Linked DNA regions of Mus musculus: all the other regions are linked to region 6. A link is a loop called in an ENCODE intact Hi-C map of the cell type or tissue named here. Cell type or tissue: heart. All regions are shown on one strand. Region 1 overlaps Sema4b (sema domain, immunoglobulin domain (Ig), transmembrane domain (TM) and short cytoplasmic domain, (semaphorin) 4B). Region 2 overlaps Zfp710 (zinc finger protein 710). Region 3 holds the start of Rps17 (ribosomal protein S17). Region 4 overlaps Zfp710 (zinc finger protein 710). Region 5 holds the start of Arpin (actin-related protein 2/3 complex inhibitor). Region 6 holds the start of Zfp710 (zinc finger protein 710). Region 7 has its middle 17 kb from the start of Idh2.

Evidence for each region. Peaks named below come from ENCODE experiments on the same cell type or tissue, not always from the same donor. Only the 100,000 strongest peaks of a DNase experiment are listed, where the experiment ranks them.
Region 1: a loop joins it to region 6, with 1.9 times the contacts of the local background. A loop is called at or near these places in 8 of 42 quality-filtered maps.
Region 2: it touches region 6 in a loop (2.6-fold over the local background); 18 of 42 quality-filtered maps call a loop at or near these places.
Region 3: it touches region 6 in a loop (8-fold over the local background); 2 of 42 quality-filtered maps call a loop at or near these places.
Region 4: it touches region 6 in a loop (4-fold over the local background); 26 of 42 quality-filtered maps call a loop at or near these places.
Region 5: it touches region 6 in a loop (2.5-fold over the local background); 10 of 42 quality-filtered maps call a loop at or near these places.
Region 7: it touches region 6 in a loop (2.6-fold over the local background); 3 of 42 quality-filtered maps call a loop at or near these places.

What each region holds. Positions count from the first base shown.
Region 1 is chr7:80,213,494-80,217,493 of GRCm38, forward strand. Sema4b (sema domain, immunoglobulin domain (Ig), transmembrane domain (TM) and short cytoplasmic domain, (semaphorin) 4B) reads left to right here. Exons shown (of 14, transcript NM_001360135.2): 4 at 2,131-2,229; 5 at 2,836-2,947; 6 at 3,237-3,350; 7 at 3,455-3,606. Among named protein-coding and RNA genes, the nearest start is that of Sema4b, 17 kb to the left of the region's middle. In heart, CTCF peaks have their summits at 2,096 (motif pointing left) and 3,337 (motif pointing left); DNase peaks (open chromatin) are centred at 2,198 and 3,258; H3K27ac peaks cover 456 bases.
Region 2 is chr7:80,090,783-80,094,782 of GRCm38, forward strand. Zfp710 (zinc finger protein 710) reads left to right here. Exons shown (of 5, transcript NM_175433.5): 5 at 1-1,969. Among named protein-coding and RNA genes, the nearest start is that of Gm21057, 18 kb to the left of the region's middle. In heart, no CTCF peak of the experiment used is centred here; DNase peaks (open chromatin) are centred at 439, 1,229, 1,719 and 3,899; H3K27ac peaks cover 1,384 bases.
Region 3 is chr7:81,343,447-81,347,446 of GRCm38, forward strand. Rps17 (ribosomal protein S17) reads right to left here and starts at 1,788. Exons shown (of 5, transcript NM_009092.3): 1 at 1,756-1,788; 2 at 1,411-1,562; 3 at 865-970; 4 at 289-354. The coding sequence starts at 1,758. Cpeb1 (cytoplasmic polyadenylation element binding protein 1) reads right to left here. Exons shown (of 12, transcript NM_007755.5): 12 at 3,580-4,000. In heart, no CTCF peak of the experiment used is centred here; DNase peaks (open chromatin) are centred at 445 and 1,935; H3K4me3 peaks cover 2,575 bases; H3K27ac peaks cover 2,488 bases; H3K27me3 peaks cover 441 bases.
Region 4 is chr7:80,082,213-80,086,212 of GRCm38, forward strand. Zfp710 (zinc finger protein 710) reads left to right here. Exons shown (of 5, transcript NM_175433.5): 2 at 1-328; 3 at 3,739-3,930. Among named protein-coding and RNA genes, the nearest start is that of Gm21057, 9.0 kb to the left of the region's middle. In heart, CTCF peaks have their summits at 495 (motif pointing right) and 2,405 (motif pointing left); DNase peaks (open chromatin) are centred at 1,363, 2,429 and 3,914.
Region 5 is chr7:79,932,988-79,936,987 of GRCm38, forward strand. It overlaps Arpin (actin-related protein 2/3 complex inhibitor), which reads right to left and starts at 2,277. Exons shown (of 6, transcript NM_027420.4): 1 at 2,166-2,277. The coding sequence starts at 2,257. Gm31966 (a long non-coding RNA gene) reads left to right here and starts at 2,452. Exons shown (of 3, transcript XR_391645.4): 1 at 2,452-3,193. In heart, a CTCF peak has its summit at 2,297; DNase peaks (open chromatin) are centred at 1,744, 2,314, 2,734 and 3,054; H3K4me3 peaks cover 1,901 bases; H3K27ac peaks cover 1,771 bases.
Region 6 is chr7:80,022,809-80,026,808 of GRCm38, forward strand. It overlaps Zfp710 (zinc finger protein 710), which reads left to right and starts at 3,420. Exons shown (of 5, transcript NM_175433.5): 1 at 3,420-3,675. In heart, CTCF peaks have their summits at 1,422 and 2,330; DNase peaks (open chromatin) are centred at 1,403, 1,943, 2,423, 3,593 and 1 weaker place; H3K4me3 peaks cover 2,693 bases; H3K27ac peaks cover 3,065 bases.
Region 7 is chr7:80,130,593-80,134,592 of GRCm38, forward strand. No RefSeq gene overlaps it. Among named protein-coding and RNA genes, the nearest start is that of Idh2, 17 kb to the left of the region's middle. In heart, CTCF peaks have their summits at 903 (motif pointing right) and 2,116 (motif pointing right); a DNase peak (open chromatin) is centred at 3,989; H3K27ac peaks cover 810 bases.

The DNA of each region.
Region 1 (4,000 bases), 190 kb after region 6:
TCTCACCTGTAAGATGGGAATAGTATGCCTATATCCCTGGATAAACCAGTGCATCCAGGGCTCCTGTCCCATTAGCGTTAGCACCAACATGAACCTGGTGAGGTGGTGACAGTGTCTGTAAAGGGTCTCTAGTGGACAGATAAGTCTGGCAGATTCTAGTTTGATTTCAGCCAAGACATTAGATGGTATCCAGCCCAGTCCAGAGTTCTCTTGTAGGACTTGCTGCCATTCTCAGAGGCCTCCCCATCCATACACGCTTTAATCTGGAACAGTCAGCAAGTACTTGTTGGCAGTGTGGGGTGAACACGGTGCCTCTGGCAAGCTAGACAAGTGCTCTGGCCGTGAGACGCGCCTCAGCCCCTCTTCAGCACTTGGTCCTTGCTGTTAGCTACTAGAGACATTATGAAAAAGTAAAACCATGCTGTAATCCCAGAACGTGGGCAGGAGGGTTAGGAGTTCGGGGCCACCCTGGACTACATAGAAGATTGATGGACTGGACTCCATGACATCATTTCAAAAAGCTAAAAAATGAAAGAAAAACCAATGAAAAATCAGTTTATAAGGTGGTCATGAAAAAAAAAAAGAGAAAGAAAGAAAGACAGACAGACAGACAGACAGACAATACCAGGGCTGGAGAGATGGTTCAGCAGGTATGAATATGGGCTGCTCTTCTAGAGGATCAGCCTGTTTCCCAGTACCCACATGGCAGATCATGACCTTCTGTAGCTCCAGTCCCCAGGGACCCGATACCCTCTCTGGCCTCCATGGGCACCTGGCACAAAAGAGGTGCACACATCAATGCAGGCAAAACACTCATACACATAAAATAAACAAGAATGAAAGCAGCTGGGTGGTGGTGCCACACACCTTTAATCTCAGTGCTCTAGAGGCAGAGGCAGGTTCTCTGTGAGTTCAAGGCCAGCCTGGTGTACGGAGTGAATTCCAGGACAGCAAAAACTACACAGAAAAACACTGTCTTTAAAAGACCAAAAAAGACAGACAGACAGACATTTATATAGTGCAAAGACTATTTAGAGGAAGGTAAGGAACTGGACCGTGACATACCCAGACACTAAGCAGGACTTTGGGTTTCACTCTGAGTGAATGAATCGTTTTGGAAACCAGTAGAAAGCTTAGCAGAGAAGCGGCATGGCCGTGTGGTTTTGTACTGTTTTGTGGAACTTCCGATTAATCCCAGGGTCTCACGAGTTAGACAAGTGCTAAACCACTGAGCCACATCCCTGACCCTCTGCTTCTGAGGCAGGTTCTCTCTGTCACCTAGACTGGCCTTTTCACCCAGACTGGACTGGAACTTGGGATCCTCTTCATTCAGCCCCCCCCCGAGTAGCTGGAAATAGAGACGTGCCACCAGGCCTGTCTTGCCTGTGTTCTAAAAGGCTGTCCTTGAGCCAGGCATGCTTGTGTCTCCTTGTAATTCTAGTACTTGTAAGGCAGAGGATTATTCATTCCAGGTGAGCCTGGGCTGTGTGGTGAGACTGTCATAAATAAAAATAAACAAATGGGCCCCGTTGTGTTGATGATAAGTGTCCTCTCTGGAATTGAACACAAGGGAGACCATTGTGGCTCAGGCAGTGACAGTGCCTTAGTCAGGGCACCATCCAAAAAGGGGTGAGAAATGATCAGATTCTGGGTTTTTGTTCATTGAAGGTTTAGCATCCAGGAAGGTGTGGCATTTGAGAGACAGCCAGGCCACGGCCTGCCACTGGAAAGATGGAAAAACTTCAGTGGGTCTTGGGGTGTTGGTGGCACCAATTTGGCAGTTCCTATCAGACACCTTGTAGAGGTGGAGTTTGTGCCAGGAGTTCAGGGCTGAGCAATTCCTCCTGCTTTACCGCCTGTCTCCCCCCTGGGTTAGAGAAGACTCTCAAGAGGATTAAGACACTCTGAAAGGTGGGATTACCCCCTCTAGGGTGCCTTTCACCTCAGAGAAGGAGTATTAGCCAATCTGGAAGCTAACTGAGCCCCAGTGCAGACCCTGCTTAAGCTCTGCCAGCCAGCTCCCGGCCCAGAGCTCCAGGTTTCTTTTGTTCTGCCTTAGGTCTGGGGAGGAGGCCTCAGCCCTGCCCCCTAGTGGCATATGTGGACCTGACATACTCTCCTTCCCCACAGCGTGACTGTCAAAACTACATCAAGATCCTCCTGCCACTCAACAGCAGCCACCTGCTCACCTGTGGCACGGCCGCCTTCAGCCCCCTGTGTGCTTACATTGTAAGTTCCCTCCTCTACCCTGGGGCTTGGCTGCCTGGGGCACAGCCTTTCTGCCAGAGGAACTCTTCCCTAGCCCTGATTCCTGGTGAAGGAGGACCCTGGGGGCAGGCTTCTAGGTAGCAGTAGGCCCTTGAGACCCGTGAGCCCATCATCCTGGCTGCTTCCCAGGTCCTACTAGGTCTCCCTGCCGGGGCAGGGAGGGGTGCATGCAGCCACCTTGCCTAGAGAGCCTGACTGACTTCCAATTTGCTGCCCACTGGTTTCTTTCCCTTGCTGTGCTTGGTGCCCCAGGTCATCTTGTGCACCCTTCAGCGTATGCCCGCCCTGTGTTCCTACCCCATCCCCTAACATGCTCTAGCAGAGGGTGGCATTAATGCTGTTGCGGAACACGGGGCTTGGAGTCAGAAATTTCTGGGTTTGCATTGCATTGCTCTCCCTGGCTCCAGGACTATTTTCCACGCTACATCTCTTCCCTGTTCGCTGGGGAATAGTGCCCACTGCACACACTCCTTCGCGTAGACCCTGGGGTAAGGAGACGTACTTTAGAACCTGTGCACTTCCTTGTTCCGTGTCTTGGTCCTGAGCTACTTGTCTACTCCTCCACAGCACATAGCGAGCTTTACTTTAGCCCAAGATGAGGCCGGCAATGTCATTCTGGAGGATGGCAAGGGTCGTTGTCCCTTTGACCCCAACTTCAAGTCCACGGCTCTGGTGGTTGGTAAGTGGTGTCACAGGCTGGGTGCTTTTGTGCTCCGTGGAAGATACCCAGGGCAGGAGGACCGAATCTGGGGTGTGTCTGGGCTCTGGGCAGTGTGGGTCCCAGAGGTAAGGTGGTGTCCCCATGCTGTGCTGGTTCCCAGAGGGTATCGAGTGACCCTGGGCTGCCCTCTTCCAAGTCCCTGCTTCCGTCTAGGCAGGATGGATGGCGCTGCGGTCACTCTGGGCCCTGAGCAGGGCACAGGGACTGGGCCAAAGGAGCCATTCCCATGGGAACATTCTCTTGGCAGATGGTGAGCTGTACACTGGAACAGTCAGTAGCTTCCAGGGAAACGACCCAGCCATTTCCCGGAGCCAGAGTTCCCGCCCCACCAAGACTGAGAGCTCCCTCAACTGGCTACAAGGTGGAGTTCTGCCTTGGCCCACTGAGCAGTTGCCTAACCCTTGGGAGGGGATGCTGTCCCCGAGGTTCCTGGCCTGACTGTGTCTCCTCCCCTGGCCTCTGCAGACCCTGCCTTTGTGGCCTCGGCCTACGTCCCCGAGAGCCTGGGCAGCCCCATAGGTGATGATGATAAGATCTACTTCTTCTTCAGCGAGACGGGCCAGGAGTTTGAGTTCTTTGAGAACACCATCGTGTCCCGAGTTGCCCGAGTCTGTAAGGTGAGTGGGAGGGCGCAGGGTCATCCACCCAAGGTGCACCCACATCTGTCACCTTCCAGAACCAGTCCCCAGGGAGTTGCAGCCCAAAACCAGTCTGTGGCTCCTCTTCCTTCTCATCCTTGCCTTGAATCTGGAGTGTCTGGGCTCTGGACAGTGTGTCCCGGGGCTGAGCTGGCGTCTCCATGCTACACTGCTGTCCTCTTTTGTTTTTTGTTTTTGTTTGGTTTTTCAAGACAGAGTTTCTCTGTGTAGCCCCGGCTGTCCTGGAACTTACTCTGTAGACCAGGCTGGCCTCAAGCTCAGAGATCTGCCGCCTCTGCCTCCTGAGTGCTAGGAGTAAAGGTGTGCACCAGCACTGCCTGGCTTCTTTTGTTTTTGTTTTTGTTTTTGAGAC
Region 2 (4,000 bases), 68 kb after region 6:
GCCAGTGAGGCCTCTTACAGGCACAGACTTAGAGGTCTTCCCCAAGCCACCTCAGGCGCGGAGGCGCTCTCCAGGAAGAGAATGCTTGAGCCAGGCCTTGTCTCTCTTCTGCACCGACTCTGGCCTTTAAGGACATCTGAACCCCTGCACTGGCCGACACTGCCCACCCCCACCCTGGTCAGACCCAAGAACCTCTTCCCTCCCCCTATCACTCAAGAGCCAGGCAGGGCACTCTGCCTTCTACCTCCTGGGCCTCCCCTTGCTCCATGCAGGCATGCATGCGGCCCTAGCCCTGGCCCTGCCTGTCGGAGAGCTGAGGGGAGTCCAGCCTCCAGAGCACCCTCCCAGCTGGCCTGCAGAGCTCCCCTGCCCCAGCCTCGTTTGAAAGAATGTCCCTAATGTGCATTTCAACACAGTTCATCCAGGTCTGTTCCAAGCTAAGGTACCAACCACAGGGTCCTCACCAAACAAACCCAGGACATGCCCTGCATCTGGCAAGCATTAACAAAGATAGATGGCGGCTCCTTGAGCCAGCGGGGAGGGAGGGTCGGGGTGACATCTCTGGGACCAAGAGTGGCTGTCCTCAGGGGAAGCCAAGGAAGACCACCCGTGGGAAGAGGGGAACTAGAATGGTTTTGGTTTTGGTTTTTTATGAGCAAGCAGGTGTCGTGGGGAGTGGGTGAGCTGTGGCTCAGCCGGCTCCGGAGGAAGAGCAACATGTTTAACTGAAGACCAGAGAGAGGGAGGGGAAAATTCTGTTTGCAGCAAGAAGGGTATTGTGAAAGAAATTTATGTTTTCCTTTCCAACTCTCCTGTCTATCATCTTTGATGGAGAGGGGTTTTTTTTGGTTTCTGTTTCTATTGGTTTGTTTTGGGTTTTTTTTTTTTTTTTTGGTTTTTGGTTCGTCCAAGCCTCAGCTTTCTTGTGTGCTGTGTGTACTTCCTGCCTCCCTTTCCGAAAGCAGCCATGCCTGAGGGGCCCTGGCCCAGGTGTATCACTAGCTGGGAGCCTCAGAAGGCTAAGGCAGGAGGGAAGTGGGGGAGGCAGAGAACCTACCCGGCCCTCTCCAGTCAGCTGGCCCTCTTCACCTGTCCCCTCCCCTCCCCCCTGTCCTCCATCCATAAGCTCGCAAGCACCCAAACCCCTGCCCACAAATCCCAAGGCCCCCAAGGGGAGGAGCAGGCGGGACTAACCCCAAAAAGGCATAGATGAAGCCACCAGCTTTGGCTGAAAAACCAAGAGGGGGAGACCAGCTGAGGCAGAGGGTGTTGATTCGCAGTGTGACAGCCCCCAAGCCAGGCCTCAGGGTGACTGTTCAGGACTGGGGATGAGGGGGACACAGTGGCCCAGGTGTGGTTTCCCATGGCTCCCGGCCTCCCAGGTGCCCATCATGATGACCCTCAGGTGGCAGTGATTAGCTATCACTGTACAAGACATTTATTTCTCCTGCTGAGCAGAAGGCATCACCCCTGCAAACTACCTCTTCCCACAATGACTTTCTCCCTGGTACCAAAAAGCACCCTGTACCTCCTCCTTCTTCTCTTCCTCCTCCTCCTCTCCTGCCAACGCAGTGGCCTTGGTCTTGGAACAGAAGGGAGAAGTCTGGCCTGGGTGGGGTCTCCCACTGTCCCCCAGCCTGCCATTGGCACAACCCCCTTGGGGATGCCATACTGAAAAAGCCCCTGCCCTCGCCTTGTGCCGGGCAAAGCGGAGAGGAAGGCACAGCACAGTACACAGTTGGAGCTGGAGGTGGTCCTGGCACAGCTCCAGCCTCACCCCTCCCAGGCTTCTGAAAAGGGTGACTCAGAAGCCCTGGCCGAATTCCACTCTAACTTATTTTGACATGTATACAAACCAACTGTTTAGAGATTCCTCTTGTGCAGAGCCCTACTGTGTTTTTATGTTCCTGTTTAAAAAGAGAAGTTTACTTAGCAATAATTATAAATAAATGAATATTCTTTAGCGAGGTGACTGTACGTGCTTCTTGGTGCTCTTGGAGGCCCTTCCCCCCAAGGAGGTCCCAACAAGGCTCCCTAGTCACATGCCAGACAGCATCCCCCTCTGGAACTACAAGACAATCTCAGCCACCTGACCTGCCAGAGAGTTGGGGGGTGGGTGGAGGAGAACATGCTCCGAGTCCCAAGGGCAGGTTTTAGGTCTCTGTAGCCCGGATCTACCTGTGAAGGCCTGGGACAACAGATGAGTTCTCCCACACACAGCTTCTTTTTCCCGGTTGTTTTGAGACTTTTTACAGCAGGCTCACACTGTCTACCTGTGTCTGGCCTAGAACGCAACCATCTTCCTGTCTCAGCTTCCTGAAGCAAGACTACACGTATGTGTGTACACCTGGCCTTTTCAGATTTCCGGCCTCCCCAGTGCTGGGATTTCGGGCATGCACTGCCATCCCTGACTTGTTTCCAAATATTCCCACTCTTGGATCTGCAACATAAAACCTGTGGCTAGAGGCAAGCGATAGATAGTTGGTTAAGAGCACTTGCTGCTCTTCCAGAGGACCCAGGTTCAATTCCTACCACCCACATGGCAGCTCAGCAACTGTCTCTAACTCTAGTTCTAGGGTCTCCAATGCCCTCTTCTGACTTCAGTGGACCCTGTATGTACATGGCACACAGATATACAAACAGGCAAGATACCCCATAAAAATACTAAAATAGTCTTTAAACTGGAGGCTAGGGCTGTGGATCAGGCTTGCTGGGTAAAGTACTTGCCTACTATTCAGGAGACCACCCTGGGTTTGATACCCAGCCCTACATACTCAGTGTTGTGATACTGCCCATGATAACTGCATCCAGGAGGTGGAGACTGGAGGCTAAGAAGTTCAAGGTCATCCTTAATTCTATAGAAATTTGAGGCGAGTCTCGGATACACAAAACCATGTCTTTTAAAAAAAAAAGAAAAAAAGGCAGGCAATGGGGATGAGAATTCAGCTTAAGATCTTACTGATGGGGGCTGGAGAGATGGCTCAGAGGTTAAGAGCACCGACTGCTCTTCCAAAGGTTCTGAGTTCAAATCCCAGCAACCACATGGTGACTCACAACCATCCGTAATGAGATCTGACACCCCCTTCAGGTGAGTCTGAAGACAGCTACTAAATAAATCAAAAAAAAAATCTTACTGATAAAATGCTTGCTAAACTCAATTCCCAGCACTGACAACAACCAACTCCAGATACAGAGAACTGACTGCATTATCAAAGTTACCCTAATCTCCAGCAGGACCAAACAAGCAGAAAGAGAAGTCACTGACTGCACAGCGACAGTGCTTTCCATTGAGTGTATATGGGCTTTGGAACAACATTTCCACATCACTTTTCTAGTTGTGCCAAAGGAGAAACCTGAAGGATGGGAACAGGGGATCCCGGACACACAGAGACCTAGGCAAGCCTGAGCGGGCTTGCAAAGCAGAGACTGGGGGATCTGTTTCTAGTGTATAACCTATAACAGGGCAAATGAGCCTGAGCACAGTCGCATAGGCCCTTAATCCCTGCCTTGGGAAGCAGAGAGGTAGACCTTCGTGACTAGAAGACCAGCCTGACCCATAAAGTTCCAAACCAGCTAGAACTGCGTGCTGATGAGGCCTCGTCTCAGCTAAGTTGGTACCAGGATGAAGTTGGGATGCAGAGGTAGAATGCTTGCTTAGTGTACACAAAGCTCGAGGTTGGAGTGTCAGCACTATAAGAGGTGAAAGGTGCATGTGTTATTATAACAAGTATCTACAACATCACAGAATGACAATTCCCTAGATGGAGAAACGGGATCACCTTAGGAGATTCTATGTGAGTCTCTGCCCTTAGGCCCCAGCTAGCTCCACTGGCTCAGCAGCAGACACTGCACGCAACTTTGTGAGGAAGCCAGGGCCTCACCCCCAAAGTCTGGCAACTCAGGCAGCCAGTGAAGAATGCAGGAGGCCCACAGGCTGCCTCGTTCCCTCTCATGAGAAGCAACCCCCTGGCTGACCTATTAACAGCCTGAGGCACCCCAA
Region 3 (4,000 bases), 1.3 Mb after region 6:
GCATGCTGGTCTCAGGCGCCTATCCCACCTTCTCATACTTATGCAAAAGAGCCAAGTCTCAGTCCGCTGAGATAAGCCACCCGTAAGATGGCTCAACTGTGACTAGCCCGACTACTGTAGAAATAACCAGGGAGGAAAGCAGGTAACAGCCAGAGCTGAAGGGGGCGGGGCAGGCCACAATTTAGGAGCCAGCCCCAAACAAGGAAAACACACCCCCGAATCATCACAGAACAAGCAGCTCCAGCCATTTAGAAACCAGATGTATTCAAGGATTCAGGCAACACTCACCAGGAGCTTCAGCATCTCCTTGGTGTCGGGATCCACCTCAATGATCTCCTGATCTAGGGCTGAGACCTGAGAGGGAAAGAATCAAGTTCAAATTATGAATGCGTGGGTTATCTTTCACCTCCTCTGCTCCCAACGCAACACATAACCTTAGCTGTCCTGGAAAGCACCATGTGGACCAGGCTGGCTTCGAGCTCAGACATCTGCCTCCCAAATGCTGAAACTAAAGCTGTGCACCACCACAGCCCACTTTATTCTTGTGTCAGAACCATCTAGTGTGCATTCAGAAAGCAGGGTTCACACTTGGATGTCAAGCTAACCACGTCGGGAGGCACTCTCACTGGGCTCCCATGTGAAAATGAATTTAGACCTCGCAGAGAAGCTCAAGGTCGGCTGATTACAGGCACCCTCGGCTGGGTGTGTTGGCCCACGCCTTTAATCCCAGCACTCAGAAGGCCGAGGTGGGTGGATCTCTCATCATTTTGAGGAAATAGATTAAGACTTCACTGACATCCAGCTGCGTTCCCACCTCAGGTGAGCCCCCAGGAAGAGGTGCAGAGGAAGACCCACAAATCTTACCTCAGGAACGTAGTTATCTCTCCTCTCTCTCTCTTCTTCCTGCAACTTGATAGAGATGCCTCTCACAGGCCCTCTCTGAATCCGCTTCATCAGATGCGTGACATAGCTACAAGCAATGCGAAACAGTGACCACCTCCCACCAGAACCGACTTTGTCTCTACATCAAGGTCGGTCTCACCATCGGAAAGACACACAGACACACACACAGCACTGTTCAGATGTCCACTCCTTACATCCTCACTCGCCGTCACCAGCCCTCCTCCGAATGTCATGTACCCCGACTGGTCTTATCCGTCGTACGGACACAACACTGCTATTTTTTTGCACAACACGGCCATAGTGGTAAAATGCGGGAAGCAGAGACCACAGCAGTAAGGTTTTGAGGCCGGAGCTCTGCCTTCAGCTACCGTAAGGAGCCCGAACTAAGACCACGTCGGCAAAACCCCACTGTGGCCAAGGCACACCTCCAGCCCTTCGGCGGGCCGTCTGGGGGGAGCGGAGGCACCGGCCCGGGCAGGCTCTCCGGCGGCCGCGGCCCCCACTCACCCGGCTATCTTGTTCCGAAGCTTCTTGCTGGGGATAATGGCGATCTCCTCGCACACGCGCTTGTTGGTGTGGAAGTCATTACCCAGACGCGTGTAGTACTTCTCGATGATGACCCGGGCAGCCTTCTTCACGGTCTTGGTGCGAACGCGGCCCTGAGGGTGGAGAGGGCAAAGTCACCGGGGAGCCCGCGCCTCCCGCGGAGGGGCCGCGGCGCGCACGACTTCATGCGGAAGCGCGCCAGGCCGCCGGTGACGGCGCCGGCCCCTCGCTGCGGACTTGAGGCCGCGACGAGCGGAGGATGGGCGAGGATTGAAAAGGACAGAGCCCTGGGAGCCAAACACCTACCATGTTGGCGGGTCTCGGTAAAAGAGGAAACAGGAAACACAAGAGAGGCCTATAAAGCGCGGCCAGAAAGCCGCTTCCGCCTGGCTCGCGAGAGTCCCACAGCGGCCCCTAGCGGAGTGGAGTGAGGCTGCCTGGCTGTGGGCGGGGCGAAAGTCTGCGCGTGCGCACGCCGGCAGCTCGGCCGTCTTGGTTTCCACTCCAAATAGTTCCGTGCTTCTCTTGGGCGTCCGGTGTGTTTTAATCTAGGAGTTACTTTGAGGTCCTGAGATGGAGCCTAAAGGAGGCCCGAGCTATGAAAGGCATAGTAGTAAACAGGGTCATCCCCGATTTCCACCCTACCCGCGCCTCTAGTCAGAGATTAGTAGGGTCTAGCCTAATTGGTGAGGTTCCTCTCATTTCCTGGTGTCACAGCAAACATCACCTAGAGTGGCTTTTCTTCTCATCCCAGCACAGTATTCCATTCGAGCTGCTCTTAAATGTCTGAGCACAATTACTTTTCTCAGCTAGGTTTGAGCTAAACAGGAAGGGCTAACCTCGAGTGCTTAAATCAGTGGCTGGCTCACAGAGAGGTCTCAAACACTTTTACCAACAAATTAGGATCTCAGTTAACTAGACTGTTCCCGATTAGTAGGGACACTATCTCCAACCTTCAGCTTCTTCCGGTTGTTCTGCCATAACCAAGCCCAAAGCAGGCTCTTACGCTACGACCCAGTGGCTTCATCTGTCCAGAGAGGGCCTTTCCTCCAGCTCTTTCCTGGGACAGGGTCCTGCGCTCAAACCTAAGGAGACCGTGCTGGCCACAGGGCATGTATCAAGGGGCCAAGGCTGTGCTTCATCCTTCAACTCATCTACGTCACTCTGGTTAGGTGAAGAGCTGAAAGTCCTTACTCTAAAAGTAGCTCATGGCGGGAGGAAAAAAGATGTCCTTGACCATGGACCCGGAAGAATACTGAAGAGACCAAAGGGTCTGTAATCCCTGGGGGTTGCATCGTACATTACCAGTGAATTCCCAATGAAGTGGAGGCCAGGCTCCAGATGCAAGACTAGACCTTACAGTCTTGCAGGAAGAGAACTCTTGGATTCTGAGGAGTAGTGAGTTTTTGCACCTTACAAGGATTTAAGTACCTAGGAGTCCCTCTCCCTCAGACTAGAGTTTCCCAAAGGACCAGTTCAGCATGCTGCCGTCTCCACTTGAAAAATCATCAGACCTGTCATGAAGCCATGGAGCCTGTTAGAAAAGCTAGTGTAAGGGCTGTGAAGAAACAAAGCACTGCAGCGTGTCCTGGTGCATACCTTAATCCCAGCACGTGGGATGAATGGTAGGCAGAATTCCTGAGCTTGAGGCCAGGCTGGCTTACATAAGGAGTTCCAGGACAAGGCCACAAAGAAAGACCCTGAATCAAAAAAGCAAAATAGTAACCACTCAGAAAGGAATTACATCAGCACAAGTGTGTCCAAGAGGAAGGAGGAACACGTCAGGGCTCACAGGAAAGCAGCCAGCAAATGGCTCCTGACATCTTGGGAGTTGTGCCTCTAGCATTCCTAGGGCTCCATGTGGAGGAGGCCTTGAGGGGCCAAGAAGTAAAATGTACAGGCAGGCCTCCTATTCTGATTGTAATCACCCAGGTACTAGACACTCCAGAGTGGCTGACCAGGATGTAACAAGTCCCATATAGGAGCAGGTCTCCGCATGTACCTCCCATCCCTCTGGGCTGGTATCCCATTAGTGAAAATCCATGAAAAGAGGACTGGTCTCTGGAATCTTCCCTGCTTGCTACCACACCCCACCACACACACACCCAGATACAGAGACAAAACTACAACTCTGCTGCAACGTGTTTATTATGTGCCAAAAAAATTACACCACAGCTTACTCCACACATCTGTAGGAGAGTGCAGTCTTGCCTGCATATACAACAATGAGGTAGAGACTTCACACACAGCTTCACAAAACCCACAGAGTAGCTGGGATATGCAACAATGCAACATCAGCTCAGCAGGAGGGAGGGGTTATGACACTGGCTCTTTGGCACACAGCTTCCCTAAGAGAGGCAAGTAATCGTTAAATTAAAAAGAAAAGTCAAGTTTTCAATTCCAGTAGCGTCTTTGTCAACTGTAACTGTTGATTCATACATTCGTCAAATAAAAGTTGTAAGGAAGGGTATTTGCCCCTCTAAGAGAAAGGGCTCCTGTGAGCCTTCACCTGCCCCCACCAAAAAGCAGCCCTTTTTTTTTTTTTTTTAAT
Region 4 (4,000 bases), 59 kb after region 6:
GCCCTACAGCTGTCACTTCTGTGGCCGCGGCTTCGCCTACCCTAGCGAGCTCAAGGCCCATGAGGTGAAGCACGAGAGTGGCCGCTGCCATGTCTGTGTCGAATGCGGCCTAGACTTCTCCACCCTGACCCAGCTCAAGCGCCACCTGGCCTCCCACCAGGGCCCCACCCTCTACCAGTGCCTTGAGTGTGACAAGTCCTTCCACTACCGCAGCCAGCTACAAAACCACATGCTCAAGCATCAGAATGTGCGGCCCTTCGTGTGCACTGAGTGTGGCATGGAGTTCAGCCAGATCCATCACCTCAAGCAGCACTCTCTCACCCACAAGGTAAGGCTGCCAGCCTCCGCCATGGCACTTTCTTTCCAATGCCCTCCAAAGCCCTGATGGGATCCTTTAGGTGTGGTACACAGGTAGTTTTTGTTTGTTTGTTTGTTTGTTTGTTTTAAGATTTATTTTTATTTTATGTGTGTGAGTATGCACTGCAGTGTGTGCCTGGTCCCCTTGGAGGCCAGAAGAGGGCCCCAGATCCCCTGGAAATGGAGTCACAGATGGTTATAGCCTGCCACGTGAGTGCTTATGTTCTTTAGAGTGTTTTTGAGGCCTGGGGAGAGATGGTTTCCAGTGTAAAGTGCTTGTGTAAACATGAGGACCTGCGTTCAGGTTCCCAGCACACCTCACCTGTAAAAGATGGGTGTGTGGGCGAGCAGACCCCCACCCCCATGGGGAGAGGACACAGGTGGCTCCTGTTGGTTCACTAGCCAGATGACAAAGACAAAGTTCAGGAAGGTTTGGAGAATAAGGAGGAGAAACAATTGAGAAAGACAGCCCCTGGTCTCCGGACAATTGCACCCTCACACACATGTACACAAGCATACACCAGAGAGAGGTGTATCATATATGATTATGAGAGGGATAGATGGGGCTGGGGAAAGCTGGCAAGATGATTTCGCAGGTAAAGGCACTTGCTGCCAGGCCTGAGAAACTTGAGTGTGTTCTTTGGGACCCATGTGGTGAGGGAGAGCCAACTCCCATTAGTTGCCACTTGAGACAGATAGACAGACAGACACACACACAGAAAACACACACACAATATACAACCATAAAAGACGGGGCCATGTATGCATGAGGGCCTGAGGTCAGTCACCCATACCTGTGTAAGCAGCTAGGCATGCTGGCATGCATTTATAATCCCACTGCAGGGGAAGGAGGCAGGTCCTGGGAGGGTTCCAGCCTCATCAGTGAGCCACAGGCTCCCATGGAACAGCCCATGAGGAACAACACCTGAGGCTGACCTGGCCTCCACACATACATGTGCACATATGTGCACTTGCACACACATGGTCACACATGCACACAAAGAGGAAAGCGGGCTGGAGAGATGGCTCAGCGGTTGAGAGCACTTTGCTGTTCTTGTAGTGGCCCCAGGTCTGGTTCTCTGCTTCCACATACAGCACCTCACAGCTTCCGAGAACTCCAGTTCCAGGGGGATCCAATACCCTCTCACGATCTCTGCTTGCACCAGCACACACATGATGTACAGACATCCTCACAGCTAACACATGCACATAAAATGAATATGTATATCTTAAAAGTATACCGGATGAAAAACGTTTACCTGACAAAAGTACTTTGTGAAGACACTTGGGCAGCCGCGTTCTCATACACCAGGTAGCTAGACCCAACCTTCATCCAACTTCCTCTTCCTCCTGGTGCCAGGTCACGAGTTCTCTTCCCCTCACCTTTCAGCCATCACCACCTCCCTCCCCGAAGAGGCCCTTCTACCCAGGAAGGTGGAATGGAGCCTCTTAGACCTAACCATCCATCCTAGCAGTTGGCTGACCCACAGATTCCTTCAAATTTAACCTTTCAAGGCTGTGAGTGGTGACCTATGAGACACCTATAGTGTCACAGTAGACACTACAGTGAGCCTACCAGGCCAGGATCCCAAACTTCTCCAGCCTAGACTTCTCCAGAACTTTTCTGCTAGCGCAGGGACCATTGGCAAGGCTGACCTGTCAGTTGTCTTGGCTGCTAAATGTATAATGTTAAGAAAGATTAAGATGAGCCAGGCGTGGTGGCGCACGCCTTTGATCCCAGCACTTGAGAGGCAGAGGCAGGCGGATTTCTGAGTTTGAGGCCAACCTGGTCTACAGAGTGAGTTCCAGGACAGCCAGGGCTATATAGAGAAACCCTGTCTCGAAAAACCAAAAAAAAAAGATGCTGTACCTGGGCTCATCAGTAAAACTGTGTAATTGATTATTAGTGTCTGCAAAGCTAGGAGTGAGGGATGATCAGTAGCTGTGTGTTCAAGATCTCTACCATACTAAAGTGCCAAGAGACCCTAAAGGTACCTGTGTACCCCGTGCACATCTGTGCTTACAGCTCTTGAATGGCGCCCCCTGGTGGTTATGTGGCCCACTCTGTCACAAGGATAAAGAGGATGTATAACAAGAAAGAGCGCCTGGCTGCTAAGAGAAGATACGGGGCCTGTTAAAGTATCATAAATACCCTGGGTTCAGTCACCAGTACACACGCACAAAAACACATAATGCAGGCATGTTATATATTAAGTAGTTGAGACAGCAGCTGTGACCACAGATGTGCATCTGTCCCAGTGAGGTGCTCTTCAGCAGAACAGTGAGCGACCAGCTGTGACCCCGCCTTCCCTCCCAGCATCACCTGTGCCCACAGCAACCCTATTCCTGTGCTGAGTGAGTGCCGAGCCATAAACAGTCAGGCAGCAGTCCCGACCAGACAGTTTACTGTGATAAGAATCAGCTGGGAGATCTATTCTGCCTCCATCTCCTGAGTGCAGGATTAAAGGTGTGTGCCACCACCGCCCAAACTGCAACTCAGAACTTTATGCATACTTGAGTGTTAGTTATTTTTCCTCGGGTGCACAAAGGTTTTTATTCTTTTGCTGAGTGTTGGAGATTGAACCCAGGACTTGACCTTTGGTAGATAAGCGCTCTATTGCTGAGACTCCTGGCTTTCCCTCTCCCCTCTCTGTGTCCAGATCTGTCTGCTTGTGCCCCTATACCCAGCTTTTATATTTTATTATTACATGTAAAATTGTTTGTGTGTGTGTGTGTGTCACACACATGGAAGCCAGAATGGGTATCAGAGCTCCTGGTACTGGAAGTTACAGATGGTGTGAGCCACCATGTGGTTGCTGGGAATTGAACTCAGGACCTCTGGAAGAGCAGTCAGTCAGTGCTATTAACCACTGAGCCATCTCCCTCCAGCCCACTCTGGCTTTTATTGGTACATTGTGCTGGCCTTGAATCAGATCTGCTTGCACACCAGCCTGGTAGGCAGTTTGTCGCCTCATCCTGGAAGGTAGCTTGGAACAGCAGACCTGCCAGAGAGAGGTGCTTGCCACCAAACCCGAGAACCTGAAGGAGAGAGCCTGAAAAAAGTTCTGAACGTTGCTCTCTGATGGTCACCTGTGCTATGGCAGACACACCATACACATGCAAAAAAATCGAGGTTGTTTGTTTGTTTGTTTTTGGAGACAGGGTTTCTCTGTGTAGCCCTGACTGTCCTGGAACTCACTTTGTAGACCAGGCTGGCCTCGAACTCAGAAATCCGCCTGCCCTCTGCCTCCCGAATGCTGGGATTAAAGGCGTGCGCCACCACGCCCGGCAAAGAATTGAGTTTTTTGTTTATTAAAAATGAATTTCCCAGAGCTGCACCTGTTAGCACCCCAACCCCGAGTGGTCTCTCTGCTCCCACAGGGTGTGAAGGAGTTCAAGTGTGAGGTCTGTGGCCGGGAGTTCACGCTGCAGGCCAACATGAAGCGCCACATGCTGATCCACACCAGCGTCCGGCCCTACCAGTGCCACATCTGCTTCAAGACCTTCGTGCAGAAGCAAACCCTCAAGACCCACATGATTGTGCACTCGCCTGTGAAGCCGTTCAAGTGCAAGGTATGGGACATTCCCGTGGCCCGCCTGGCCGCTAAGGGGGTGGAGCGAAGGGCCGGTGAGGGGCGGAGCC
Region 5 (4,000 bases), 90 kb before region 6:
TTTCGAGACAGGGTTTCTAGACTGTGTAGTCCTGGCTGTCCTGGAACTCACTCTGTAGACCAGGATGACCTCAAACTCAAAAATCCTCCTGCCTCTGCCTCCTGAGTGCTGGGATTAAAGGCATGCGCCACCACTGCCCGGCTTGCCTTAAAACTTTTGAACCTGTTTTTTCCTATAAAAAGCCTGCCCTGAGGACAGACTGGTAGGTTTTTCCTTCCTGTGGACCTGGACGTCCAGTATTATGATGGGTGTTCAATAAACTGTTCTTGCTTAACTAAGGTTGGTGTATGTATGGTTTGAGTGGTAATTCCCAGACCCCAACCTGAGCAAGTGTCTTTGGTACAATAAATCAGGTTTCCTTTTTCATTCCCCCCCCCCTTTTTTTAAGATTTATTTATTTATTATATATAAGTACACTGTTGCTGTCTTCAGACATTCCAGAAGAGGGCATCAGATCTCATCACAGGTGGTTGTGAGCCACCATATGGTTGCTGGGATTTGAACTCAGGACCTTCAGAAGAGCAGTCAGTGCTCTTAACTGCTGAGCCATCTCTCCAGCGCCCCTCTCCCCCTTTTTTTAAAGACAAGATTTCCCTATGTATCTCTAGCTGTCCTGGAACTCACTAAGTAAACCAAACTGCTTTGAACTCAGAGACCAACCTGCCTCTGCCTTCCAAGTACTGGGATTAAGGTTGTGAGCCACCACACCTGGGTGCTTTTATTATTTTTTATTTATGTGGAAGTATGTGTGACTGTGTGAGTATAAGCATGTATACTGGTGTGTACTGGTGCCTGTGGAGTCCAGAGAAGGAACCAAATCCCCAACAGCTGGACTTACAAGCAGTTTTGAGTCCCCTGCTGCGGGTGCCAAGAATGGAACCCAGGTCCTCTGGTGAGACGTGGCTTTGCCCACTTTAAAGAACCTCCATGCTCCTGTTCCCATTCATACCTACATGGTCATCAAGGAGATGGCTATTGTCACCAGACAGCTGGAAATTAGAGACTCTGAGATGTGGGAATTAGCCCAAAATCACGGCATCCCACACAGAGTGGAACCAGAACCAGAACTGGCTCCTTATCATTCTATAAAAGGGGAACCTGGGACCTGGGGACCTGGGGACTTTCCACTTTGAAACCATTAACCTGGGGAAAAGGGTGGGTCTAAGAAGACAGACTGTGGAAGAGGGCTGGGTCAGGATTCCTTGCCTCTAATTACTCTTAAATTATTTCCAAAAATATTTAACTGACAAAGACAGGTTATATCGAAGGCATTTATCAAGAAAACTTGATATGTACACATTGCATAATGACTCACACCACCAAATTTATGTATACATTATATCCTCAGAACTTATTCCCCCTTTGACTGAACCTGCTCCACTGGAGACCTTATGAGTTGGACTTTAGATTCCACTTCCTAGATGACGCGATATTTTGGTTTTCTGGGCCTGGCTTCTTTCATGTAGAATAATTCTTGTTGTTTCTGACTGTAAATGAAATTGTCCATCCTGCTTATTACCCTCCGGATATTCCCACCCTCCCTCTATTGTTCCTGCCACACCACAAACTGGTCACCAGTGATGCAGTGTGACAGATGGCTAGAGTTTAGAGCCCTGGTGTGGGGAAAAGACGGAGGTCAGTGGGAACCCCAGCACCGCCTCTGTAGTTCCATTTGGGAGTCTGGGCATCCCTCCAGTGGATATTCTTGCAGGCGGGAATTTCAAGTTTATCTGTCTTCCCAGCGTGTGTTGGCCAGGGACCTTGGGAAGAGCCAGCTGGATGCCTGGGGTGGTTTTGGCAACCCCAGTTTCTCTCCCCAGTGTCCCCTACACCCCCAACCCCCATCAATCTTTGAGCAGGACTCAGATCTTGAGTTCGACAGAGGCCTCAGGGATGCTCCAGGGAGCCCAGGCCCCAGGGATGCTCCCAGGCCACTACGGCTGGCCATAGTAGGGGCCAGGGCCCCGACTCAGCCAATCCTGGCAGTTCCCTTGCCCAGTCCACATCTGGCTAACAATGTGGGAAGGGGAGGGAAGCACAGCCCACCTCTGGCCAGTAGCGGAGTCCCTGGCCCGGTGGACAGAGTACAACCCACCCCTGGTCAGCCGCGGAAGAAAGTGCAACCCATCTCTGGCCAGCAACCGGATGGACAGAGCACATCCTACCCTTGGTGGGTGGCAGGGTCCCAGGTTCCCGGCAGGCGCGCGCTCTGCACGGCCTTGTTGCGGAGGGCGCTATCCTGGTAGATGCGGCTCATTTTCCCCACGCCGAGGCCCTGTGGCTCCAGGAAGCAACCGGCGCGTAGGGCGGGGCACCTCGGGGACAGGAGCTTGGAGGTCGCTGCAGCACCAGCTTCCCGGGTTAACAGATCCGGGAAGCTAGTCCGAGGCGTTCCCAGTTGGGACTTAAAGGGGCCGAGCCTCATTCCTGACAGCCAGACCTCGTGCAGTAACAGGGGGCTTTTGGAATGACCACTGTCCTTCATGTCCTTATAGACTAAGACAGAAAGATCGAGAGTTCGGTCCCCATCTGTACTATACAGAGATTCTGTCTCAAAACACATCAATATACAAAAAAGCGGCCTTGAAGCTTAGGAAAGTAGATCTTTCTTGGGATCTGTTCTGGTAGGACATTTTCTCAGGGAGCAGGAAGGGAGAAGACGGGACAGCAACGAGGAACCACAGAGCGGTCTCCATGGACTCTGCCCTTTTGGACCTCCCCGTGGTTCCGCAATGGCTTAGGGGAGTTCCCAGAATGTGTGACGGAGTAGGGATAGGTCAGATCTGCAGCAAGGGAAACCTCAATCTCTGCAATCCCAGCAAGTTCCTCAACCTTTAATGAGCCTACGCTTCTTGCTCAGCAAAAATAGAAAGAAACGTGTCTAATGGTTTGTAAAGATAGAACTCTCCCTCTCCTAGTCTCGTGGACATAGCATTCATTACTTTGTCTCACACTTCTCAAGGATTCGGATGGATCGATCGCTTCTCTAGCCCCACAGTGCCCTTTGCTCCAGAGTGTCTGCAAGCCTTTTATTCTCAGCCTGCACCCGGGAATCTCCTCCGACCCGGAAATCATTGGGAAATCGTCTTGTTTTATTGGCTCCTTTGTGCCAAATTCTGGCGCAGGTGGCCACATTCTGTTGTGCCAGGTGTGCCCCTGCCTCAGCCACAATGAAGATACCCGAGAGTCCAGGGTGAGTTGTTAGCTTTGGAAGGAGCTCTCTCTCCCACATAGTATCACCACAGAATGGTCTCAGACACTTTATTTTTAAGGGTCCTTCCTCTTTTAACAAAATATAAATATTTTTAAGACATTATTTTATGTATCTCAGGCTGGCTTTGAACTCGCTATGTAGCCAAGGATAACTTCAAACCCCTTTCTCCTTACAATACTTCCCCAAGAACCAGGATTACAGGTGTGGGCCACCCACTGCACCTGGATTATTTGGTACTGGGGGTTCAATCCAGGACTTTATGAACGTTAGGCAAACAGTCTTCTCAAGCCACATCCTCAGCTCCAAAAATATAGTTTTGTGGATCCCTAAAAATGTAACAGACCCTAGACAGGATGTCTGTGACTAGTCAACCCCAGCCTATGTTGGACCTGTCAGGCAGCTCTGTAATTCCCAGAAAGAAGGACAACAATCCTCTGGGGAGGACTGTCCTCTGTGTCCTCTGGCAAGTCCTAGGCTCATAGGCACCTGACTCCTCTGCCTCCTTCCTCTTCTGTCCCTTTCCTGGGTCACTGCCCCTTCGCACAGGCTCTAAATGTGCAATGCCCTCTGTGGACGCTATACGTAGCTACTTAAATTGTATTTTAACAGTGCCGAAAATAGAACCCAGGGTGTTTGTGAACACCAGACAAGTGTTCAACCAGGGAGCTGCATACCCAGTCTAAACCATAGATGATAGAATCTAAATAATATAGAAAAAGGGCTTCTCCTTTGCTGGTCACAGGGCTCCACGCCTGTAATCCCAGTGCTTACAAGCTTGAACTATAT
Region 6 (4,000 bases):
TATGTGGCCCATAAGTCTGGGCATTTGCACACAAGACACACTTCAAGCCCTAGATCTACCCCTGCCCCACTCACATACACACACTTTTATTTCCTCTCTTCAATAGTTTGAAATAGGGCCTCACTATGTAGTCCAATCTGGTTTTAAACTTAGATATTTATGTTGGTGGCTCAAGCATGCTAGTTAGGTGCTCTACCTCTGAGCTGTATTCCCAGCCCTCTTTTTTACATTTTATTTGGAGACATGATCTCCATTTGTAGCCCAGGCTGGCCTTCAACTTTGGATCCTTCTGACTCAGTCTCCTAAGTAGCTAGAATAGTTCTTTTATTTACCTCCATTTCTATAAAGCAGGCCACTGGGTCTAAGTTATTTCCTGTTAGTCACTTGGAAGTTCAGGAAGCTGGCAAGTGAAAAGGAATAAACAGACTATTTCTTTGCCACCAACCCTGTCCCACTACCTGTGCCCACAACCCATAACCTCCCTCACTCCCTAGCTTGTACTCTGTATTACACCAAGTACTTGAAGTCTTTCTTTTTCTTTCTTTCCTTTCTTTTTAAAGACAGGACTTCTCTACAAAGTCTAGATTAGCTTGGGACTCCTTATGTAGACCAGGATGTGTCAAAGTCAGAGCTCCACCTGCGTCTATTTCTTCCGAGAGTGGGGATTAAAGGCGTGTATCACAGGTCTGGCTGCTAAAACTCAACTGTTCCTTGAGTTTAGAGGAATGTCCCTTCTTGCCCCGTAGGCAAATTGTTCTCTCCCAAGTTTTTTATGTTGTTTTGAGATAAGGTCTGTAGATCCAGGCAGTCCAGCAACTATGTAGACTAGGCTAGCCTTAAAGTCACCAAGATCTGCTTGCCTCGACTCCCCAAGTTCTGGGATTAAAGACCCGTGCCACAACACCTGGCTCCATCTCATGCTCTTGGCTGGCACATCCCTATTTATCTAGAAGTGATTTCCAGGAAACCTTCGCTGGCCAGCCTTGCCCAAGCCCCTGTGAGTTGCTTTCTCAATGCCCTCATAAGGCACCTAGCTACCTGTTGTCTCTCCCAGCCCCACCCCAAACCCCTTTTTTGAGGAGTCTCAGATAGCCCAGCCTAGAACTGGCTACATAGCTTGGGCTGACCTTGAACTTCTGCTCTTCCTGTCTCTACCTTCCAGAAGCTGGGATTTCAATCCATGCACAACTGTGCCTCCCTCTTTTTAGTTTTGTTGAGACAAAGTCTTGCCATAATGGCCTTGGCTAATATATTATTCAATATGTAGTCTGTGCTTGCCTAAAACTCCTGGCAATCCTCTTGTCTCAGCTTTCCAAGTGCTGGGACTACAAGTATGCACCAATGATGCCTGACTGAGGCCCAGCTCTCTCGGGCTCCTACCAGTTTGCAAAGCCAGAACAAGGAGATGGTGTCTCTGGTGGTTAAGTCCTTAGTTGCAGGCTGGGGAGCTGGCAGGAAGCAGGCACAGAAGCGAATGGTTGTTGAATGACTATTTGACTGTCAGAGAGGACTTTGTCTTTTTTTGAGAAAATATGACTTGGGTGTTCTGGAGAGGGCAGGTGATGACAGAACTGTGGCTTCCAGCATTCCCTGTTGGCTGGTGAAGGTGCTGAGGTCACTAGAGACCCAGTGTGCTGAGCCTGAAATCACGGGGTCCTTCTTGCTGAACCAAACTCTCTGGCTTCTGTTTTCTCACTCCTTGCCAGAAATAAATCATGTTCTGAGTGACTGGAGTCATTGCTCACAGCTCCGTGAGCTGGTGTAGGGTGGGGCGAGGGGCAGTGGCCTTGGGGCTCCTGTCATTAAAGACCCAGGCCTTTGGGCTGGGGGGAGGGGAAGGAGTGGCTGGTCCTATCCCTGGGAGGCTGCAGTCATTGGGGGAGAGACAATGGGGCTCTGCATCTGCTCCTCGCTGGGAGAAGGGACCCTCCAGTGAAAAGCCAGGGAGAGCAGGGAAGTGTGGGAGGAATTGATGAGAAGGGGTGGAGCCAAGGAGATGCAGCCCGGAGGAAGGAGGGAAGGGGAAGGAAGAGCGCAGGGAGGGGAGAGGATCCAGGCTTCCCTTCAGCTCGGTGACCTGGTCCGGAGCCACAGCTTCCCTCGCTTTGTCTGGGCCCGCCGAGACCTCACGTTTCTCGCCCAGCTGCAGCCCCAGTCCAAGGGCCAGGCATCCAGCAGGTGCTCAATACTTACTTGGGAAAATAAGAAATGTGGCCAACTTTGCTCTGGGAACTTTTCCCCCGTGTTGTCTCCACTCCTCTGGAGAAGCCGAAGACAGAGCTGGTCTTGGGAGCACGCCCAGGCGCCCCATGAATAATTGACCCTTGGTGGCGACACTGCCCCGCTCTGTCCGCGGGCTCCGTACCCGCCCATGCGTCGGAGTCGAGCGGCGCAGCTCTTGAGTGGCGGGTGTCCGGGAGGTTGGAGGCGGGGTGTCCGGCCTGTCCCAGAGCTGGGAGGAGGCCAGGCTATGCCGAACCCCGGGCCCCGCGGGGAGCCACAAGGGCCCAGACCTCAGCGAACGACCACGCCTCGGCGCCCTCCAGCAGTGCACCCCGGGGTCGAGCCTAGGCCCTGGGCTTGGGGAGGATGCGAGGGACCCCGAACTCCTCTGAACCCCATTCGCACCCGGGTCCCGGTGATAGCAGCCGGGGCCGTTCCCTCGAGTCTGACCGTCCAGGGCTCTGCGAACAGCTGTTTAAAGGCTCTTTACTGTTGAGGGCTCTGCGGCGACGTTTGCTCTAAGTCCCATCTGCCCACTTAAAAAATATATTAAGTGAAGAGCACCCCCAGCTTCCACCCCTGACTGGGGAGGGGGCAGGTTGAGCCCTAACCCGTATTCGGAAGGACTGGCCACTCGGGCTCCCCCGACCCCAACCCCCATTAGCTCTTATTTGGGATAGGGCACCCCAGACTTCCTGGGGGCTGCTCTCTGGAGCCCCCTTTGTGCCTGGCAGGGACAGCCCCCCCATTTCCATGCGAGGTTCTGACGCTCCCTTCTCCCCCGCTTGTTAATCTTTGTTCCCCTTTTCTGCTGAGAGGAGGGGAAAAAAAAGAGGGAGAGGGCGAAAGAAAAGAAGGAAAAAGGCGTGACTCGATTTTCAAACGAAACTCCCACAGCAAACAAAACCCTTTTAGAGAAATAAAGGAGGAAGGAGGAAGAAAAGAGGGAAGGGGAAGAAAAAAAAGAGAAGCCTCCAGGCTTGCAATTCGAGTAGGAGAGTTGCAGCGAGAGAAAGAAAGAAAAGAAGAAAAATCCTCTCTGCGGTAGAAAGAGAAAAAGAAAACTTGGGCCGAGGAGAGGGGGGTGCTGGGGGGGTGGAAGGAAGTGAGAAAACAAAAGAGAGATAAAAGGGCTGCTTTTCTGTCTCTCTTCCTCTGCGAGCAGGCTTAGGAGGAGCTGTTTAGCATCCCTTCACGTCAGCCCTGCCTCATTCCCTTCTTCCAGGGAGGGAGAGAGCGCGAGCGAGAGAGCGAGCGAGCGCGAGAGAGAGCAGGAGGGAGAGAGAGAGGGGGGGAGAAAGAGAGGAGCCGGAGGGAGGGTGGCAGAGCAGGGCGGGCGCGCGTGGAGGCGGCGCGCAGCTGCAACCCGGGCGGTGGGCAGCAGGAGCCCCCGGCCCGCCCGGCCCGGCCAGCCGAGGGCCCCCAGCGCGAGGAGCCGCGCCCGGACCCAGGGTGAGTGTCCCGCGAGCCCGCGGCCCCGCCAGCCCCCGGGCGGCCCGCGGCGGGGTGGCTGGGGGGCGCGGGGGTGGGTCGCTGCGGCCGCGGTCGACCCGCCCCCCGCCTCTCCCCGGGGACGGCGGCGCGCAGGCAAACATGTCGTCTTTTCCTTTCACTTCCACATTCCCTCATGCCGGAGAGCTGGAGCGAGAGAAGGGGAAAGAGAGAGAGATGGCGTCTGGAGGGGGGGAGGAGGAGGGAGGAGAGGGGGAAGGGAAGGAGAGAGGAGAGAGAGAGACAGAGAGAGAGAGAGAGGAGAGAGAGAGAGAGAGAGAGAGAG
Region 7 (4,000 bases), 110 kb after region 6:
ATGGAGAGCACTGTAGCCAGCCACTGGCCAAGTCCCATAGTCAGGTGCTCCCAAGGTCATCCAGATGGTGTAAATGAGGAGTGGCCGCTGCTCTCGCCCTCAGCCTCCTGATACCTGCATTCTTGGGTTAAGAAACGTCCTCTCAGCCTTCCCTGGTGGGTGTCAGATTCTGGCTGTGATCCATCAGCTCCATCCATGACACTCTCTCCATTGTGTCTCTGCAAAGGCACATAACTAGGGCCTTGTTCTATAATGGTCTCACTTAGGCCTCATAAAAACCCTCTGAGGCTGAGGCTATTCTTATCCTAGTCGGTTCTGTGACTGAGCAACAGGAGCTGAAGGACAGCGCTACCTTGCCTACCACCAGATGATGCCGGACCCATCTGTGGAAATAAAATGTCATTCACTGGCAGCATTTTTCCTGTCTCCTCATGACAGCCTCAGCTTCTACATGACTATCTGCATTTTGGTTTGTTTTGTTTTGCCTTTTGTTTTTTACTTTATCTGTTTGTTTTTAGTTTGGGGGTGTTTTGTTTTGTTTTGGTTTTGGTTTTGGTTTTTTGAGACAGGGTTTCTCTGTATAGCCCTGGCTGTCCTGGAATTCACTTTGTAGACCAGGCTGGCCTCAAACTCAGAAATCCACCTACCTCTGCCTCCCGAGTGCTGGGATCAAAGGCGTGCGCCACCACACCCGGCTAGTTTCTGGCTTGTCTTTCTTTCTTCCTTTCTTTCTTCCTTTCTTTCTTTCTTTCTAAGATTTATTTATTATATCTAAGTACACTGTAAACCCGGCTAGTTTCTGGCTTGTCTTTCTTTCTTTCTTTCTTCCTTTCTTTCTTTCTTTCTTTCTAAGATTTATTTATTATATCTAAGTACACTGTAGCTGTCTTCAGATGCACCAGAAGAGGGCGCCAGATCTCATTATGGATGATTGTGAGCCACGATGTGGTTGCTGGGATTTGAACTCCGGATCTTCGGAAGAACAGTCAGTGCTCTTAACCGCTGAGCCATCTCTCCAGCCCCTAGTTTTTGGTTTTTCAAGACAGGTTTTTCTCAGTAGCCATGACTCAGTAGTCTTGGAACTCTCTCTGTAGACAAGGCGGGCCTGCTTCTGTGTCCCAAGTGGTGGGATTAAAGGCCTGTGCCTCCTTGCTGCTGTGGCTGCCCCTGACACCGACACCACCACTACCTACCACCTTCTGGCTGACTATCTGCATTTTTAAAAAATATTTATTTATTTATTATATGTAAGTACACTGTAGTTGTCTTCAGACACCCCAGTAGAGGGCATCAGATCTCATTATGGATGGTTGTGAACCACCATGTGGTTGCTGGGATTTGAATTCAGGACCTTCAGAAGAGCAGTTAGTGCTCTTAACCACTGAGCCATCTCTCCAGCTCCAGCTCCAACTATCTGCATTTTTGTTGTTGTTGTTGTTGTTGTTTTTGTTTTTTTGAGACAGGGTTTCTCTGTATAGCCCTGGCTGTCCTGGAACTCACTTTGTAGACCAGGCTGGCCTCGAACTCAGAAATCCACCTGCCTCTGCCTCCCAAGTTCTATCTGCATTTTTAATATGCTGTTTGCTACTAAACATTCTCAGCAAAGCCACAGTAGCAGAAAACATGTTCTGAAAGAACTGCTGTGATAAATGCTATGGGCTTACTTCATCTGACAGCTGATGGATGATGGTGAAGGGAAGCCAGAACGGGACCCTGGAGGGGGCACTGAAACACAAGCCGTGGTGGAACACTGCTTCCTGGCTTGCTCTCCATGGCTCTCTCAGCTTCCTATAAAACCCAGGACCAACTGCCTAGGGGTAGCATGGGTTATCCTCCCTCATCAATCACTAGTCAAAAACAATACCTCAAAAGCCTTGACCACAAACCAATTTAATGGAGGCATTTTCTCAGTTGAGGTTCCCTCTTTGCAGTTGACAAAACAAACAACAAACAATCAACACATGCCCTAACCAGCACACGCACAGAAGCAGCCGGAGGAAGAAGCAACACAGGAGATGTGAGACCGTTCCCACCCAGGCCCTCGTCCATCGTGGTAACTCCTGAGTGCCAGTTAATGCTTATAGCCTTACATATTTTTCTCTTTCCTGCTGGCTTTGCCACCAGGGGGCGACGCTCTCCCTCCTGGTTCTAGGGACAGCTCCCCAGGGCCCCAGCAATTGCATGCAGGTTTCTGACTGCAATTCTTCCTTAGTTGTGAGCCACGCTTGAGTTGGCGCATCTGCTGTCTTCCACCACACAGTGACCTCACTTGCAGAATGAGGAGGCTAGTTATTAAACATCAAAAAGATCAAGATTTCCTGATCCTGGTCAATGTCTTTTGGGGTTTTGCTTTATTTTTTTTTTTTCCCATGTTACAAGCACTCTAGAGGTCTCTGTCATTGTTGAGGAGTGAGGGAAATCTGTGGAGTTGGCCTCCCATAATCAATCCAAACCTGAGTATTCATTGCAAGTACTGGCTATTTGCCTGTTTGTTTCTCTTTGGAGTTTTTGTTTGTTTGTTTGTTTGTTTGTTTTGTGGTGTGTTGTTGTTGTTGTTTTTATTTTAGAGACAGGACCTCACTATGTAACTCTGGCTGCCCTGGAACCCATTATATAGGCAGGCTGGTCTTGAATGCACACAGATCAGCCTGTCTCTGCTTCCCAAGTGCTGGGATTAAAGGCTCGTACCACCACTGCCCAACTGTGTGTGTATGTATATGAATGTAAGTGCAGGATATTGCTTTTATTTATGTTTTATGTTTATGTGTGTTTTATCTGCATGCATGTCTATGCATCGTATGCATGCATGGTGCTCATGGAGACCATAAGAGGATTCTGGACCCCCTAGAATTGGAGTTACAGACAGTTGTGAGCTGCTATATGGGTGGGTGCTGGTAATAGAATCAGGCAGGTCCTGTGGGAGATCAGCCAGTGCTCTTTATATATTTTTTTAATTATGTATTTTCCTCAATTACATTTCCAATGCTATCCTAAAAGTCCCCCATACCCTTCCCCCCACTCCCCTACCCACCCATTCCCAATTTTTGGCCCTGGCGTTCCCCTGTACTGGGGCATATAAAGTTCGCGTGTCCAATGGGCCTCTCTTTCCAGTGATGGCCGACTAGGTCATCTTTTGATACATATGCAGCTAGAGTCAAGAGCTCCGGGGTACTGGTTAGTTCATAATGTTGTTGCACCTACAAGGTTGCAGATCTCTTTAGCTCCTTGGTTACTTTCTCTAGCTCCTCCACTGGGGGCCCTGTGATCCATCCAATAGCTGATAGCCAGTGCTCTTAATGGCTGAGCCATTTCTGCAGCCCCAGGACAGGGACATCTGTTTCTTTATTTGTGTGTGTGCATGTGTGTTGGCACACATGTGAAGCCCAGAGAATAACCTTTCACCATGTGTTTCAGAGATCAAACCCTTCTTCAGGCTTGGCCAGAGCCACCTTTACCAACTGAGCCACTTCTCTGGTCCTGTCTATTTGCCTTCGAACCAGATTTTCCTCTATAATAATTTAGGTCTGAGTTTTATCAGGATGCAAACAAGTTTCCTCTCTTACTTAGCAGTAGTATGGGCACAAGACCTATAGGGAAAGAATTCTGTGATCCACTAGTCAGGTCTGTCAAGGTCAAGACAATTGGGGTATTAAAACCCATGTGCTATTTGCCCAGATAGGTGATAGAAAGGATTAGCTTTTCAAATTGGGAAGAATACAGATTCTATAGGCGGTGTGGTGGTTTTACACTCTTTGCTGTGTGTAATTAATGTTGTAACTAAGAACTAAGTATATTTAGGCTGGCAGGCTATCTCAGTGCAGACCACTTGTCTAGCAAGCATGATGGCTTGGGTTCCATCTCCAGCACCTCAGAAGGGGCTAGGGGATCATGTCTGTATTAGTCAGGCAGGGTTAGAGAGACTGCAAGCAGCAGCTGTTAGAGTTTAGACATCTCTCTCCAAACTCCAGGCCCAGCTAACGGGACAGGTGCCAAGATTCTC